2 separate regions of the Homo sapiens genome follow, and region 2 is linked to region 1. Evidence: read pairs that join two places in POLR2A ChIA-PET (ENCODE). Cell type or tissue: HepG2. All regions are shown on one strand.

The links. ChIA-PET counts read pairs that join two places held together with the same protein. Peaks named below come from ENCODE experiments on the same cell type or tissue, not always from the same donor. Only the 100,000 strongest peaks of a DNase experiment are listed, where the experiment ranks them.
Region 2: POLR2A ChIA-PET joins it to region 1 with 6 read pairs; 3 of 35 experiments call an interaction of 5 or more read pairs at or near these places.

What each region holds. Positions count from the first base shown.
Region 1 is chr16:15,778,125-15,780,624 of GRCh38, reverse strand. MYH11 (myosin heavy chain 11) reads left to right here. Exons shown (of 41, transcript NM_002474.3): 7 at 1,782-1,845. Among named protein-coding and RNA genes, the nearest start is that of MYH11, 78 kb to the left of the region's middle. In HepG2, no CTCF peak of the experiment used is centred here; a DNase peak (open chromatin) is centred at 1,424.
Region 2 is chr16:16,182,483-16,184,982 of GRCh38, reverse strand. ABCC6 (ATP binding cassette subfamily C member 6) reads left to right here. Exons shown (of 31, transcript NM_001171.6): 15 at 1-24; 16 at 2,053-2,179; 17 at 2,395-2,500. Among named protein-coding and RNA genes, the nearest start is that of ABCC6, 40 kb to the left of the region's middle. In HepG2, a CTCF peak has its summit at 1,259 (motif pointing left); a DNase peak (open chromatin) is centred at 1,259.

The DNA.
Region 1 (2,500 bases):
TGTATTCCCAGCTACTCGGGAGGCTGAGGTGGGAGAATTCCTTGAACCCGGGGAGATGGAGGTTGCAGTGAGCCAAAGTCACACCACTGCACTCCAACCTGGGCGACAGAGTGAGGCTCTTGTCTCAAAAAAAAAAAAAAAAAAAAAAAAGCGTAAAAATCTAAAGTCATAAAGGTTAGGTTCTAAGCCTGGCTAATTACAAACAGATTTTTACCTCCATGAGTGGCAGGTGAGACATTGGAAGAGTCATAAGGGATATAGACAAGGATTGGCATCAGAGACTCTCCAGGTCATTGCAGGACTCCCAAAATATCCTTGGCCCCACTGTTCACTAACAACAGCGGCCCCCCCCCAACATGTGACAAGCCAAATAATGGCTTCCACCGATTTCCAAAATCTCCATAGCAGATGTGCCGCCTCCACTGAGAAGCACTGCGTTTGCATGTTCCAATTCTGTGCAATGTTTCTAGCCTGTCATAAATGGAAGCACGTGCAAGACAAATCCCTAAAAACATCCTCCACTCACTGGCGTCCCTGCCATCTTGGGAAGGAGAGTGAAGAAGGTGCCTGGGCCTTGCCTGTGACCAGCCGGCTCTCCCTGGCTCCATCTGGGATATGGTCATCCCAAATCACTCTACTGCATGTTTCCCAATGGGGAAAGTTTGAAGGTTTTGTCAAGGACTGAGCAAGCCTAGGGGATTGTGTCCACACACGCCAACACTTCCCACCATGTTATGTCATGATGGGGGAAAAGGATGAAATCCTGTCTCACCTGTTGAGGAAACAGGAAAAGGGTTCATGCCAACAGATGGAGGATTGGGTTCCATCCTTGGTTTCATGGCTTAGCTGAGGCAGGTAGATAGGGCCATCTTTGGAGATACTTGTTGAGCCTCTAGGGCCAGGAACATGAGCCATTCCTGCCTAAAGGACATCCTACACAGGGCCTGCTTGGGCAGTGTGGCCAATGCATACTCACCTGTCCCACAGAAAAGGTTTAATCCATAGTTGGATGATGTGGATGTTTTGGAGCAGGGTGGGGTCTGGGGAGGGAGCCCTCTAGCCCCTGAATATGGAAAAACCTTCTTTCTGCTTAGGGCCCTACCTCTCAGGAGCAACGTCACGTTGGACAAGTCACTTGATCTCTTTTAGCCTTAGTTTTCCCAGCTTTAAAATGGGGATAGTGGGCTGGGTGTGGTAGTTTACTCCTGTAATCCCAGCACTTTGGGAGGCTGAGGTGGGAGGATTGCTTGAGTGCAGCAGTCTGAGGCCAACCTGGACAACACAGTGAGATCCTATCTCTACAAAAAAAAATTTAAAAATTAGCCAGATATGGTGGTGCATGCCTGTAGTCCTAGCTGCTTGGGAGGGTGAGGTCATGGGGAAAAGGGGATTGCTTGAGCCCAGGAGTTCAAGGTTACAGTGAGCTGTGATTGCACCACTGCACTCCAGCCCTCGCTGACAGAGCAAAACCTTGTCTCTAATAAATAAATAAGTTTTTTTAAATAGGGATAGCCATGATGGACTACGGTCATTGCAAAAGCCGAATGAAATTGATCTGTGAACATGTTTTACACGTTCTGTTGCTGTCAGGCCTGGGGTGGTTTCAGCTCAGCAGATGTTGGTTCCGCCTGACAACTTGACCTGTGGGGTTCTGAGTGTTCGCAAGAATCTCCCCGCCCCACCTCCCATCCTCTGTACCATCTGCCTCCTGCTTGCCCACAGCATGGGGTTAACGGCTGAAGTTGGGCAGCAAAGCCTGAACTGTGTTTTCCTGTTGGCAGGGCAAATTCATCCGCATCAACTTCGACGTCACGGGTTACATCGTGGGAGCCAACATTGAGACCTGTATCCTTTCCCTGAGCCTGGGCCAAATGGGTACCCCTGCCCCCTACCAATCTCCTGCCCAGAGGCTGGGAGAGTCCAAGAGCCACCTCTATCTTTCCAGCCTCTTAGGTTTCTTCCAGAACAAATCTCCCCTTAACAGCAGGCATTGTGGTGCAGTGGTTATACATGTGTGGACCGGACCCCTGGTTTGAACCCTAAACAAGCAGCCTAGGCTGCATGTGATGCTCAAATGATCTGTCCCTTAGCTGAGTGACCTTGGGCTGGTTACTCCACCTCTCTGTGCCTCATCAGCAAAATGGGGATGATAATGAATGGTACCTGCCTCATAGAAATGTGAGAATAGAGTGAATGAACTCATATAAAGCTCTAGGCACCATGCGAGGTGCAGAGTAAGGGCTGGCTACGTAGTGTCTATCGTATGATCTTCACTTCATCCTTATTCAGCCATTGTCCGAGGCCAAATTCTGGACCTGTCGTCCTCTTAGAGAGTTGGTCTGTGATCGGCTCCACTTCTTAGGTAGGAAATTGATGAAAACAGAGTTTACCCAGAAGAATGCTGGTATCGCAAGGAACAAGTAGAGCATCTCTTTCATGAACCTGAGCGGTGAAGTGGAGCCAAGTTAGAAATTTCTGGACGTGGGGGAACAACCAGGTC
Region 2 (2,500 bases), 400 kb before region 1:
GGAAAGCCCTCCCTGCCTCCACAGGTACAGAACGACACCCGTAGTAACCAGCCTCATGTTTTTAGGGAGAAGATGCATGGGGCTCCTGCTGCCTCCCACCTGAGAGGTGGTGTAGGTTTCCAGCCTGGGACTGGAGGGTGGGTTTGGCTGGGCTGGGGCTCTGCCGGGGAGGTTCTCAGGATACATCTCTACCTCCTGAAGGTGGGGACCTGCACAGCATAGACCAGTATCTCCTGCAGACGGGGACCAGGGCATCTGAGCCTCCCCCATTAGGGGGAGACACCCCTGTGCTCCCAGGCTGGCCAAGACGATGCCAAGGGAGGGCTGGCTGAGAGGAGCCCCAAGGTTCAGCCCTATCAGCTGTGCTCACTTCTGTGCCTCCTGTATCAGTCCGAGGTCATGATCATCTATAGTCTCCAACTCTATCGCTTGGTCTTTGTGGCCAAAAATCTCAGACAGCCCTGAAACTCCCTAAGAAGAGAAGGAATATGCCCCAGGTAGTATTTGTATTGGTTGTCATTCACTCACTTCATCGATAGAGCACTAGGTATGGGCCACGCTCTGTTCTAGGTATTGGGGATAGGGCGAAGGAAACAGACAAGGGCCCTGCTCTCGTGGGGTGACATGCTGATAGAGGTGAGGCCCAAACAGAAAACCAGAGCAAGGGAACAGAGTACGATGGCATGTCTAGCGAGGGAAGGCTTTGCATTCAAGCCGAGATCATAAGGAAGGAGTGTCTGGGAGAAGAGCTGTTCTTTTTTTTTTTTTTTTTTTTTTTTTTTTTGAAACGGAGTCTTGCTCTATCACGCGGGCTGGAGTGCAATGGCATGATCTCGGCTCACTGCAACCTCCACCTTCCGGATTCAAGCAATTCTCCTGCCTCAGCCTCCCGAGTAGCTGGGATTACAGGCGCATGCTACCACACCCAGCTAATTTTTGTATTTTTAGTAGAGATGGGTTTTACCATGTTCGTCAGGCTGGTCTCCAACTCCTGACCTCAAGTGATCCACCTGCCTCAGTTCCCAAAGGACTAGGATTACAGGCATGAGCCACCGTGCCCGGCCTGGGAGAAGAACCTTCTAGGCGGTGGGAATGGCATCAGCAAAGGTCCTGGGGCAGGAGAGTGCCTGGACCTGGGTTTCTCAACCTCAGCACGGTTGATATTTTGGGCTGAAACTCCTTTGTTGGGGGCTGTCGTGTGCATTGTGGGATGTTTAGCTGACCCCAGTCTCTACCCACTAGATGCCAGCAGCACCCCCTACTGGTTGTGACATCCAAAAATATCTCTAGATCTTGCCAAATGACTCCTGGGGGATGCAGTCACCCCCTGGTGAGAACCACTGGCCTTTTGTGTTCAAGAAACAGCAAGGAGGTCAGCAAGGCCAGGGCCGAGCAGCTGAGGCACAGAGCGGAAGGAGGCGGGAGATGTCATTCCTGATCGTCAGGACTTTAGCTTTGACCCTGAGTGAAATGGGAGTGCTGGCGGGTTTAGCTGGGAAGTGTCACGATCTGACTTGGGTTTTAACAGATCCCTCTGGTCACTGGGTGGAGGATGGGCTGTGGGACGTGGACAGGAGTGGGGCGGGACCAAGAGTAGCGGGAGGGAGGGAGGAAAGAGCCTATTTATCGCAAGAGCCAAGGCAGGAGGCCAGGCTGGTGAAACCCTCAGGCTATAGTCAACCCTGTGTGTGTGTGCGTGGTGTGCATGTGTGCACACATGTATGCGTGTGAGCATGGATTGATTGGGTATGTGCATGCACTTGTGTGTGTGTGGATGCGTGCCCACATTGTGTTGCTGTGCATGCTAGCATGCTTGTATGAGTGTGCAAATGTGCATGCATGTGTGCACGCTTTGTGTGCATGTGTACATGCACAGATGTGCACAGGATAGTTCCTCAAATAGCTAGACAAGGACTGGGAAAAAGAACAGCCCCACAGGTCCTCTTGGAGACTCCCAGAGCAGGAAAGCTCAGCTCCGTCTGGGGCTCATCCTTCCTCACAGAGGCGGGCTGAACCCTAACCAAGGTCATGTCTCCCCTCTTGCGTGTCCAGAATAAACCTCACGGTGCCCCAGGGCTGTCTGCTGGCTGTTGTCGGTCCAGTGGGGGCAGGGAAGTCCTCCCTGCTGTCCGCCCTCCTTGGGGAGCTGTCAAAGGTGGAGGGGTTCGTGAGCATCGAGGTGAGGCCACCCCCAGCCTGTCTGCTAGGATGTCCCCATCCTGAAAGTCCCACTTCCTCGCTGCCTTCCCACCCTCCCCATCCCAGCCAAGTTCACTTTCACTCATTCTCTCCACCTCTCACCCACCACTGAGAGCCCAGCTCCCACTGCTCCTCAAAACCTATCCCACCTCTGTCCCCATCATCCTCCTGTGACCAAAGTAAGTTGTGTTTTAGGGTGCTGTGGCCTACGTGCCCCAGGAGGCCTGGGTGCAGAACACCTCTGTGGTAGAGAATGTGTGCTTCGGGCAGGAGCTGGACCCACCCTGGCTGGAGAGAGTAC